Linked DNA regions of Homo sapiens: region 1 is linked to region 2. A link is a loop called in an ENCODE intact Hi-C map of the cell type or tissue named here. Cell type or tissue: PC-9. All regions are shown on one strand. Links, peaks and the distances in the headings refer to the core of each region. The heading gives the core; the rest is flanking DNA.

Region 1 (6,068 bases), core at 543-5,542, 140 kb before region 2:
CTGTAATCCCAGCACTTTGGAAGGCCGAGGCAGGTGGATCACGAGGTCAGGAGTGGGAGACCAGCCTGACCAACATGGTGAAACCCTGTCTCTACTAAAAATACCAAAATTAGCCGGGCATGGTGGTACGTGCCTGTAATCCCAGCTACTCAGGAGGCTGAGGCAGGAGAATCACTTGAACCCAGGAGGCAGAGGTTGCAGTGAGCTGAGATTGCGTCACCGCACTCCAGCCTGGGTGACAGAGTGAGACTCAATCTCCAAAAAAAAAAAATTTTTTTTTTTACACAGAGGATCTGGCTACATTGCCCAGGCTGGTCTCAAGCTCCTGGGCTCAAGCAATCCTTGTGCCTAGGTCTCCCAAAACACTGGGATTTACAGGCGTGAGCCACTGTGCTCAGCCTGAATTAATATTTGAATTGCACAAATTTATAGCAAATGTGTGAAAGTATTATACTTTGGGATTATTACTGCTCATCTTTAAGAGCCTGGCCTTCTGATAGGCCTCCTTGCCCCTTCCAATCTGCTTTCAGCAGCAGCTGAGTGATTGGGGTGAAACTTAAGGCACACACATTTAGGAGAGCATCAGAAAACTTCCTCTGTAAAGGGCCAGAGGGTAAATATTTTAAACTTTGCGAGTCATACAGTCTCCACTGTAGTAACTCAACTACTCTGCCAGTATAGCACAAAAGCGGCCAAGCACAACAGTAAATGAATGGGTGTGGCTGTGTTCCAATAAAACTTTATTTGCACAAAGAAGTGGTGGGCCAGATTTGGCCTTTGGGCTGTAGTTCGCCACCCCCTGGTTTAGAAAAAGGACACATATAAATGACCAAAATGGTGAGCGTTCAAGAGGTAGTGGCGCGTGTATATGGACTGAGGAAAGAACTGGGTGGGATTGGTTTAGTGTGAAGACTCAGAGAGTTAGGCATCCACCCCTAAAACACCAAGGGATGGTGACAGATCCATTCAATGGCCCCAGAGCCCAACTGTAATGCGGGGGACGTAGCAAAGAGACTTATGTTCATTCACGACAAGAAAGACCCGATAAGCAATGAAGGGGTGAGTCCCATATTCTTAGAGGCATGCAAGCAGAGGCTGGGGGTTGGGGAGAATTGTTCTTTTTTTTAAAAAAAATTATTTTTATTTTAAGTTCCGGGGTACATGTGCAGGATGTGCAGGTTTGTTACATGTTACATAGGTTAACGTGGGCCATGGTGGTGGGGGAGAACTGTTCTTATACATCCAGTCCTGCTCTTAGAGTGAGAGAGGTTCTCTGTTCCTGCTCAAAACTCTCCACAGTCCCTGCTTTGCTCAAGGCAGAGGCCAAAGTCCCCGCTAAGGCTGACCACCTGCCCGTCCTGGCCCCACTGCCTGACCGCCCTCACCTCGCACTCTCCTCCCTCTCTCAACTCCAGCTCTGCTGCTTCTGAGTTGTGGCCCAAGCCCCTGACATCCCCCACCTCAGTGCCTCTGCTCAGGCTATCCCTCTCCTGGAGTCTCATCCCCAGACGTCACCGCAGAGGGGACCAGACATGTGGGGAGAGGACCCTCTTGTCACTCAGCCCTCTCCCTGCCTGCCCTGGTCCTTGACTGCTTGTTCTCCTTAGCGCTCACCTCCACTTAACGCGCCATTGCATTTATTTATTTGCTCGATGGTCTGGCTTCCCCTACTAGAATGTCAGCTCCATGAGGCAGGGACTGGTGTCTGTGGTTCACGTCTGGATTCCCAGTGTTTAGTGCCTGGCTCACAGTAGGTTTGCAATAAATATTTACTAATATGGCGGTTGTCTTTTCCAGAGCTGACCACAATACCTCCCAAGCCACTGTGCTTCTTACAGCATGGCGCCAATACCCGTCCCTTTGAGAAGTGGAGTCTTTGTTCCCTTCCCTTGAGTTTTGGCAGGACTCTGACTATGTCAGAGGTAAATTTATGTGACTTCCGAGACTGGGTCATGAAAGACAACACCGGTTCTGCCCAGTTCCTTAGAATGAAGGAAGGCTGGCACCATGGTGTGAGGAAGCCGAAGCCACACAGAGGCTGCACGTGGATGCTCCAGCCAACTGCCCCAGCTGAGGCTCAGCCGCCAGACATGGGCATGAAGACATCTTCAGAACAACTCTGGCCCCAGCCGCCGTGATGGCAGGAGAGGCTCCCAGAGAGAACCAGCCAACCCCCAGGACTGTGGGACATAGTAACAAAATCTTGTTGGGGGTGATATTTTACCTAAAGAACAATGAACAAAAAATGCTGATGTGTCATTGGTGCCTCCAGTGTTCCTACCTCACTGTTCTGAGACCTCACTTTTCATACCTTCCCCCTCAGAGTATGCACTCCTGCTTCTGTGCATTTTCCGGGCCCTGCCTTCCTCTGGTGTTCTCTGGAAGCTTCTCCTGGTGGCAGGGGGTATTCTGCTCTCTCCTCTAGCATCTGCTGAGACTCCTTCTCCTGGGAGTTGACCTCTGCAGATGTTCCCAGGCTTTGGGGTGCGTGGGGACACCTCTCTTCTTAAGGTGCTTCCCTCCTTAGGGTGGCCAGAGCAGATGCCACCTGCACGGAGGCGGAGGCCCCCTTAGTCATGATCCTGATGAAGATTCCTTGCTTGGCCAAACTTTAGTCAGGCTTCTGAATCTTCTGCTACACCCGTCTGGGCACTTCCTTGTAAAACCCAGTTTTAGCAAAAGAACCTGTGAAGTCAGTTTAGGCAGACCCCCCATCCTAGATCGCTGATCACCGTGGAGACCTGAACGAACGGGGTTCCTCATTCTCCGCCACCCCCGGGCACTGTCCGATCACCCTGCCTGCAGCAAGAATCCTGTTCGGGCGGTTTTGTCAGATGTTTCCTCTCAGTGATTTTCCATCCGCCGACACCCGTTCTGCCTCCTCTGCTATAAATCCCCACCTGCCGGGCTGGTCTTTGAGGTTGAGCCAGTTCTCTCCCTCAGCAAGACCCTGGTGCAGTGGCCCCTATACCTATCATGACGGTCCTGAGCGAAGTCCTCCTTACCCTGCCTTAACCAGTGCCACCGAATACACCAGTCCTCAATACTGGCTGTCCTAGAAACTGTTGCCCACTCTGGGCTCCTGCTGCCACCTCCACCACCAAGAGGGGGAAACTGAGGCACGGTTTTGTCTTTAATTCCCAGCTGCCTCCATGAGACCTGGGAAAACTCACCCACCATCACGACCACTTCAGGCCTCTGAAGGGAAACATGAGCCCAGAGAGAGCAGAAAGTCCTTTCTCCCTCCTGGACCCCAGACACTCCTCTTTCATGGACCTTCTTTCCAAGATGACTGACAGCAGCCACTCCACTCAGCTCTCCCCTGAATCCCACCCCCACGCCCATTCAGGATGTGGTGCAGCTGGTCCCAGCATCATGATGCCCCAAGAGCCTGGCACTGGTATTTTCCTGAAAGTCTGGGCCAATTGATGTTACCGTCCATGACCACCCGGAGGCTTCTGCTTCCTTCCAATGCCCTCTGGCCACAGGTTGGGGCAAGCTCCTCCACTCACATTCTGTTTTTTTTTTGGTGTGATATCGGCTCACGGCAACCTCTGCCTCCTGGGTTCAAGCTATTCTCCTGCCTCAGTCTCCCGAGTAGCTGGGATTATAGGTGCCCACCACCACGCCTGGCTAATTTTTGTTTTAGAGACGGGGTTTCCATGTTGCCCAGGCTGGCCTTGAACTCCTGACGTCAGGTGATCCACCTGCCTCAACCTCCCAAAGTGCTGGGATTACAGGAGTGAGCCACTGTGCCCGGCCAGCACCCACATCCTTCAGGAGCCATGACAGAGGTGCAGAGAGGCAGGGCGGGGCTGGGGCTCAAAGCCCAGGCTCCAGGGCCAACCCAGGTTTGCACCCCAGCTTTGTGACCAAGGCCATATCTCTTCACCTCCCTGAGCCTCAGTTTCCTACTCTGAAAGGGGGATAATAGCACCCCTCCTGGGGCTGTTGTGAGGATCGAGGAGGTAACATGTAGAAGGTGCTTTGCCTGGTGCTTGGCACATAGTAGCAGACAACAAACAGTGACTGTCATTATTGCATGTGACACAGTCAGACAGCCAGGCAAGGCACGAGTGGCCCTGTGTTCCCATCTCTGGTGGCTCACCCAGCTCTACCGCCCCCTCCACCCCGCCTCACCTTTGGTGGCGCACAGCCCAGTTGTTCTCGTTAGACGATGCTGCTCTGCTCCCAATGTGTCACTCACGTGAGCCAGCACACACCTCATCCCTGCCCCCATCACTGTTTTGCTGGAAGAAACCCAGGAGCCAGGGCCTCAGAGCCAGCTCCCCCTGTGCCCGCCTTCTTGGTCATGCAAATCAGAGTGAGCTCTTCCCCTCTGCCTGGGCAGACTCCCGCTGACTCCCCCTTCATTCCTGTCCACTTCTCCCCAAACAAAACAGAAAGGAGGGCCCAGGAAAAGAAGGGGTATCAAAATCTGGCTTTTGAATCAGGCTCAGAATGAATCAAGGTTTGGCCCCTGGAAGCAACATGAACCCCCAGAGGCTTGCGAGGTGCTGCTCTGCCCCTTACTAGCTTTGTGGCCTTGGGCAAGTCCCTTTACCTCTTTGAGCTCCAGCTTTGTCACCTCTGACACAGGGACAGTAGTATAAGCCCTGGGGCACTGTACACTCCTGCCTGGCTCTGAGCTGAGCCATGTTGCCTCTCTGAGGCCACTTTGATTTGGTCTGTCCTGTTCCTGGGTCCATAATTCCTGCCGCCTGCCCTCCCACACAGAAGTCCGACAGGGTTACAGGCGTGAGCCCCTGCTCCCGGCTAGCACTTTGGGAGGCTGAGGCTGGTGGATCACCTGAGGTCAGGAGTTCAAGACCAGCCTAGTCAACACAGTGAAACACCGTCTCTATTAACAATATAAAAATTAGCTGGGCGTAGGGGCGCACACCTGTAATCCCAGCTACTTAGGAGGCTGAGGCAGGAGAATTGCTTGAACCTGGGAGGCGGAGGTTGCAGTGAGTCAAGATCGCACCACTGCACTCCAACCTGGGTGACAGAGCAAGACTCTGTCTCAAAAAAAAAAAAAATAAATAAAGGAAGAAAGAAGAGAGAGAGAGAGAGAGAAAAGAAAAGAAAAGAGAAAAAGAAATCCAGGGTGACGCATGTTCGGATCAGTGTGCCCTTCACCCTTTTGGCACCTTGATGGCCGGACCTTCCACTGTGTCCCCTGCAAGCACCTGTGCCCAGCACAGAGCCATACACAGAGAACCCCACCTGGGTCAGATTAGCAGAGGCTGATCAATTTTTGACGTCACACCTGCAGCAGGGCTGAGTGCCCAGGAGAAAAGGGTCTTAACAGCACCTTGAAGTGAGTTGCCAGGCTGGGCAGAGATCAGGGAAGGCCAAGGAGGAAGGCTGTGAGCCACCTGGCCTTCAGAGAACTCCCAGACAGTGGCCCAGGGACCAGTCCAGCCCAGATCACCTTAGGCAGTGACCCCTCTCCCAGAATCCAGGCACCCTAGAGGCACCTTAGCAGAAGAACTCTCTGAGGTCTGCAGGCTTGAGCTGTTTTGCTTTCTCCAAGACAGTTTCGTCCTGTAATGGTCGCCATTCTCATTGTCATCATCCCGTTACAGTATATTTGTTTTATTTGAGAAACGTATGTAATGATTATTTCTGGCACTATGCTAAGTGCTTAAAAAGTATGAATTCACTAACTGCCGCAACCCCATAAGGTGGGTACTATTTATGAACCCTGAGGCCCAGAGAGGTCGAGTAACGTGCTTGATGTCATGTGGCCGATGGATGGCCACGTGGGGCTCTCGGCTTCCTTCTGAGAGGCAGCTGCCAGGGATGGGACACACAGTTGCTCCAGGCCCATCTCCAGACACAGCACTGTCCCCTATGTTGTCCCCATGCTTCCTGGGGCCTTGTGAGCTTCAGATTATTCATCTGTAAATGAGGACAATAAGGCCAGCTCTGGGGGCCCAGGGCTGGGCCTGGGGGAGGGCTCAGCCCCACAGGGCCCTGCCCCCTCCTTGCTGTTCACCATCTGTCTGAGGCTCACTCAGAAGCTCCCACTGACACGATTTGATTCTGCCAGAGCAATGTGC
Region 2 (5,000 bases), core at 1-5,000:
AAAAATACAAAAAATTAGCTGGGTGTGGTGGCAGGCGCCTGTAGTCCCAGCTACTAGGGAAGCTGAGACAGGAAAATCGCTTGAACCCGGGAAGTGGAGGTTGCAGTGAGCCGAGACCATGCCACTGCACTACAGACTGGGCAACAGAGTGATATTCCGTCTCAAAAAAAAAAAGGAATGTATAACTATTAAAAATGTTCATCCACAGTCCATCTAAAATTGTCTCATGTGCTCCAATGGTACACATTGGGAAAGAGTGGATAAAGTATTTTAAAAAAATAAGGATGACCTTATGTTAGGATGACCTAACAGCCTAAGTTTTTTGTTTGTTTGTTTGTTTGTTTGTTTTTTGAGACGGAATCTCGCTCTGTCGCCCAGGCTGGAATGCAGTGCAGGGGTACAATCTCCACTGACTGCAACCTCTGCCTCCCAGGTTCAAGCAATTCTCCTCCCTCAGCCTCCCGAGGAGCTGGGATTACAGGCGCCCGCCACCACACCCAGCTACATTTTATATTTTCAGTAGAAACAGGGCTTCACCATATTGTCCAGGCTGGTCTCAAACTCCTGACCTCAGGTGATCCACCCACCTCGGCCTCCCAAAGTGCTGGGATTATAGATGTGAGCCACGGCGCCCAGCCCTAAGTTTGTTTTTAATATCAGGAAAAAATAACAGTAAAGGGGATTTTATATTATTGACTGCCAGGGTGTCCATGAGGGACTTAGACAGATTGGAAAGAAGGCAGGGGAAGAAGTAAATTTAATAACTTCTGAGTAAGGGAAAACCAAAGCCCAGGATCACTTACATGAAATTTTCTGGGTATTCACTCAGGGCCATGTCGATGATGTTCAGAGCGTCATGGTAATGCTTCTGTGCTGACAGCAGGAGGGCAAGGAGGTGCAGGGAGTTGGCATCGTCACCTTGAAGCTGAAGAGCTTGGCGGACATACCCCAGAGCCTCTGGGATCTGGTTTAAAACAAAACCAAAAAAGGTTTTACATACACACATGCACACGCACACACACACACACACACACACGCGCGAAAGAAGCCATCTTTTCAATGTCTGCTTCTCTTCAAATATTGAGTTGTTTCACATTGTGCCTCATTCACATTTTAAGCCAAATCTTTATGGCAGCCCCAGGATATTAACCACAAACATGAAAGCAGAAGCCACCTTCAAAAGACATTCTGACTGATAGAGTGATACAGGAGACCCTGTTTCTCTACGTAGCTGCCAATACTGCTCCAAGTCTTTCCCTTCTCCCTGAGTAAACACTTTCTCATTCTTTCCACAAAACTGATCTACTTTTGATTATGCCCAAGATGATTTTGCTCTAAGTGGAGACACATACAAAGTGTCAGAGATTTTTAGTGGAATTAAACTGCCTTAGCTGAACTGTTCTCATTTTTTCAAGTATTACTGAAATTAAAGTGCTTAATAAGTTACAAAACCTTTAACAGAGCTTTCCGAGTGATCAGAGGCCTGTGATTCTTTTCAGGTTCCTTTGTCTTGGACCTCCACTAGACATCAAGGAAACATGCCAAAAAAGTAAACAACAAAGGCCCCCACACCTTTCCAAACTACAACCCAAAATAAGTTGATCTGAGAAACAAATTGCAATGCCGCATGCAAAGCAGATGTGTCCAAATTCATGTAGGACCAGACACATCCTGAACCTTTCAGTGCAACAGCTGTTCAAGACTTTCTTCAAAATCATCCAAGCACAAGGGTTGATAAAATACACACAAAATGGGTATGTGACACCCTGGATTCCATGCAGGTTTGGCAGTAACCAGGGAGAATTAGAACCCGAAGCTAGATTTCGAAATAGAGCTCTGGACTGAAGCATTCTTGCACAACCATCCCACAGATGGCTTCCGGTCTCGCTCCAACTCCAGTCCTCTGTGGGGCCTCTTCTCAGCTCTCCTGCTTTTTCCCAAACCCTCAGTAACCTCCCTCCTTAGTAGAAGGCTATGACTTCTCTTTCCCAAACCAATTACTTTTCCTCAATGAACTTCTTTTCTTGATGGATTTAGGTTATAACTGCTGGCTGTGGAGGCTTTCTGCTTTGGAACCATAGAATCACAGCTCTCACAGTTGGAAGAGAGACCATTCACCCCAATCCTTCAGTTACAGGGAGGAAGCTGAAGTCCCGGGAGGTGAAATGGCTTGGGAAAGGTCACCCAGCTATTGAGTGTCTGACAAGAGAGTGATTCCTGTCCATCCTCTCCTCCTGGTCAAACCCCCTCCCCTGGGGAAGCAGGGAAACACTCCCTCGGAGCTCTGGTGTTCTGACACTACATGCCCACAAAGGCTGCTGCCACACCCACAAGGCTCCATTTACTCATCCTTCCCCAGGTGACAACCTACTATGTGAATAGCACTCAACCTGGTATTGATGGGTGGGTCGAAAGGCAAAGCATAGGCATGATGTTGATTTGCAGGGATGACCAGAGCAACCAGGGACAAACTGATACAGGGATCAAAACGATGTCTTTAAGGGATAGCTGCCTTGAAGGAATTCAAAGCTGGTTCCTTCATTTAGCGAGTATTCCTGAGTGCTGAACACATGTCAGGTGGCATTCCAAGTGCCAGGGTAAAGCAATGACAATGATGGGCATGGGTTCCTGGAACCTACAGTCCAGTGAGAAAGACAGATACTGAACAAGAAAGCTGGGCAAAAGGAAGAAGTGCAGGCTGCTACAGGAGCAAGGCTTCATGGAGGAGGCGAGAGAAGCTGTCAGCGTAGGGGAGAGATCAGATGGTCAATCAATGCCCACACCTGCTGCAGAAGCCCAGCTGTGAGCCACAGTCAGGTGACAGGACCTTTACAGGGAGGTATCCTGGTTTCCTTAGTCCCTAGGTTGCCAATGGAAGCCACTTCTCAATGCCATTCCCAAGCAACCAGGAAGACAGGTGCATACCTCAGCCCAGGCCTGCCAGGGGAATGGCATGTCTGGAGAGCTGACCTTTGAATCACCCTCCCAGTCAGCACTCAGGAATGTGCTGGGGTTACCACCAGTGTCTTGCACCTGGTGGGTGGCCAGGCATGTGGCCAACATCCCCAGAACAGCTGGGAGGGGATAGGAGGGTTTCGGGAATGGCAGAGGCAGCATCTAAAAGCTGCCTTTGGGAAGATGAAGGCCGACAAAACTTGCCCCTCCCGCAAGGAGATAGTGTTAAGTCCCCTTTTTCGAGTAGCCACGGTGTGTAACTGTTCATGTTTTCCACGTATTGTAAAGGACCTGGTTCTTTTGTCTCTGCCTGCTGGCATCTTCCTGCCAATCAATGACACCCTTATGACAACCAGACGCCAATCAGGGCTAAATCCCCACCATGCAGCTCAGCACTGGGTTCTGCTACCTGGTTCCTGTTGGCAAGGGACAGAGGCTCTTTGATGACTCCTGGGTTCAGGGTATATGCCATGTGCTGCTCCCCAGGTTGCCATCTGACCCTAGCTTGGGCCCTCCAGCTGTGTGGATTTAATGTCCAATAGCAGAGCCTGGAACTCCTGTGTCTTCACAGCTGATGCTCAAACCAACCAAAACACCAGGCTCTTTGCTGAAACCTCTGAGAAGGGTTCCTGGCTCCAGGTCAGCCTCAATGGAATAAAGGAAGATCACCTACCACTTCAAACTGAAGAGCTGAAGGAGTTGTATCAAGATACAGAGTGCAGCAAGTATAGGAAACATTAGAGAAACTGACCTGTCTGGAGATGGCAAGCTGCAGAGCCAGGTAGAAAGCTGCTTGGTGATCTGTGGGTGACAGGCTGTGGGCCCTGAAAAAGTATTTACGGCTATTAGTACATGGGAGAGGAGGCCATTTTTACTTTCCCTATCAAGCAAGTCTTCTCCACATTTGCATTCTTATACTAAGGGCCCGTATTTATTTAACTATGTAATGCTTCATTTAAACTCTTCTTCTTTGTCCACCTACACATGTAAACCATTTCCCTCTTACCACTGTATAAAGGTACAGAATAGGAGTGCATTTCTGTGTTTTGTCTAGCATCTAAAATGGCAGCTGAAGCTTGTCGGCTTTGCGGAGGGCCTCGAGGTGAAGAATCCATAGGCCCTGAGGTCTGATCTCCCCAGCAGATGGGTCTCTGTGTCGTGCTGGGACGCAGTGAAGCCATGTGTGCACTTGGCAAGGCGATGGCTGCTTTGGTTAAGTTTGGCTTGGCCTTCCTTAATGCTACTTTATCCAAATTTCTAGATTTCAGAGAAACCATATGAAAATCAAAGACCCAGCTTTGCTTATAAAATGAGGTTTGGGTTTTTGGTGAAAAAAGGGAAGAGAAAGGCACTCATTCAGTCTTTTGAAGCTTCTACAAAATTCCATGCCGTTCACTGATTTATTGCAGATAACTGTCGTGTAAGAGTGTGGTGAGACACTAGGCTCAGTTTTAAGAACTGGCCTTTGACGTCAGACAGGAAGGGACCATACTGGCCTCCTAGCTGATTGCAAACGTGGTCTTCTCTGCTTCTATGTGGAAGTCATTTGTATTTCAGCATAAGCAACTCAAAATTTGACTACATACTAGACATAATTCTGTGTTTAACTGCTGGGAAGAGAAAAACAAACTTCTACTTTCTTTAAAAGGCACCATGGAGCAGACTAATTAGGTGGGACCCAGATAGTAAACAAAACTTCATGCTGTTCTGTCAACATTCTGTGATTAAAGGAGGATCTTCTACCAGCAGAAAACAAATTCGAGATAAAAAAGAAAACCAAATCATTATGGATTCAACTGTGGCAAACAGGCCAAAGATGGCTTTCTACAATAATAAGGCCTTTTAATTGGACTGTCTGCTGCAGGGAAGGGAGCTAACAAACCTCCCAGGTGTTTGCCATCCAGAAAATATGCTAAATTCACTAATTTAGGTCATTGTTTATGCAAATGTAATAGCTCATATGCAGGTCCAGGGTGAGGCAAAGCTAATCTCTGTCCTTATATTAATCTTAGGAGCAAAGCACATAGACTTCCATTCCAGGGGAC

What was found. Hi-C counts contacts between places; a loop is a spot of excess contacts. Peaks named below come from ENCODE experiments on the same cell type or tissue, not always from the same donor. Only the 100,000 strongest peaks of a DNase experiment are listed, where the experiment ranks them.
Region 1: a loop joins it to region 2, with 6 times the contacts of the local background. A loop is called at or near these places in 2 of 110 quality-filtered maps.

Annotation. Positions count from the first base shown.
Region 1 is chr14:90,506,211-90,512,278 of GRCh38, forward strand. LOC124903359 (a long non-coding RNA gene) reads left to right here. Exons shown (of 2, transcript XR_007064301.1): 2 at 1,798-2,259. Among named protein-coding and RNA genes, the nearest start is that of LINC00642, 54 kb to the left of the region's middle. RefSeq lists enhancers at 3,404-4,237, 5,905-6,068. In PC-9, for the core only: a CTCF peak has its summit at 3,489; DNase peaks (open chromatin) are centred at 2,821 and 4,181; H3K27ac peaks cover 1,826 bases.
Region 2 is chr14:90,643,245-90,648,244 of GRCh38, forward strand. It overlaps TTC7B (tetratricopeptide repeat domain 7B), which reads right to left. Exons shown (of 20, transcript NM_001010854.2): 14 at 3,707-3,779; 15 at 804-964. TTC7B-AS1 (TTC7B antisense RNA 1) reads left to right here. Exons shown (of 5, transcript NR_110134.1): 2 at 1,500-1,754; 3 at 3,527-3,736; 4 at 4,010-4,167. Among named protein-coding and RNA genes, the nearest start is that of TTC7B-AS1, 3.1 kb to the left of the region's middle. RefSeq lists an enhancer at 3,146-4,345. In PC-9, for the core only: no CTCF peak of the experiment used is centred there; a DNase peak (open chromatin) is centred at 2,927; H3K27ac peaks cover 458 bases.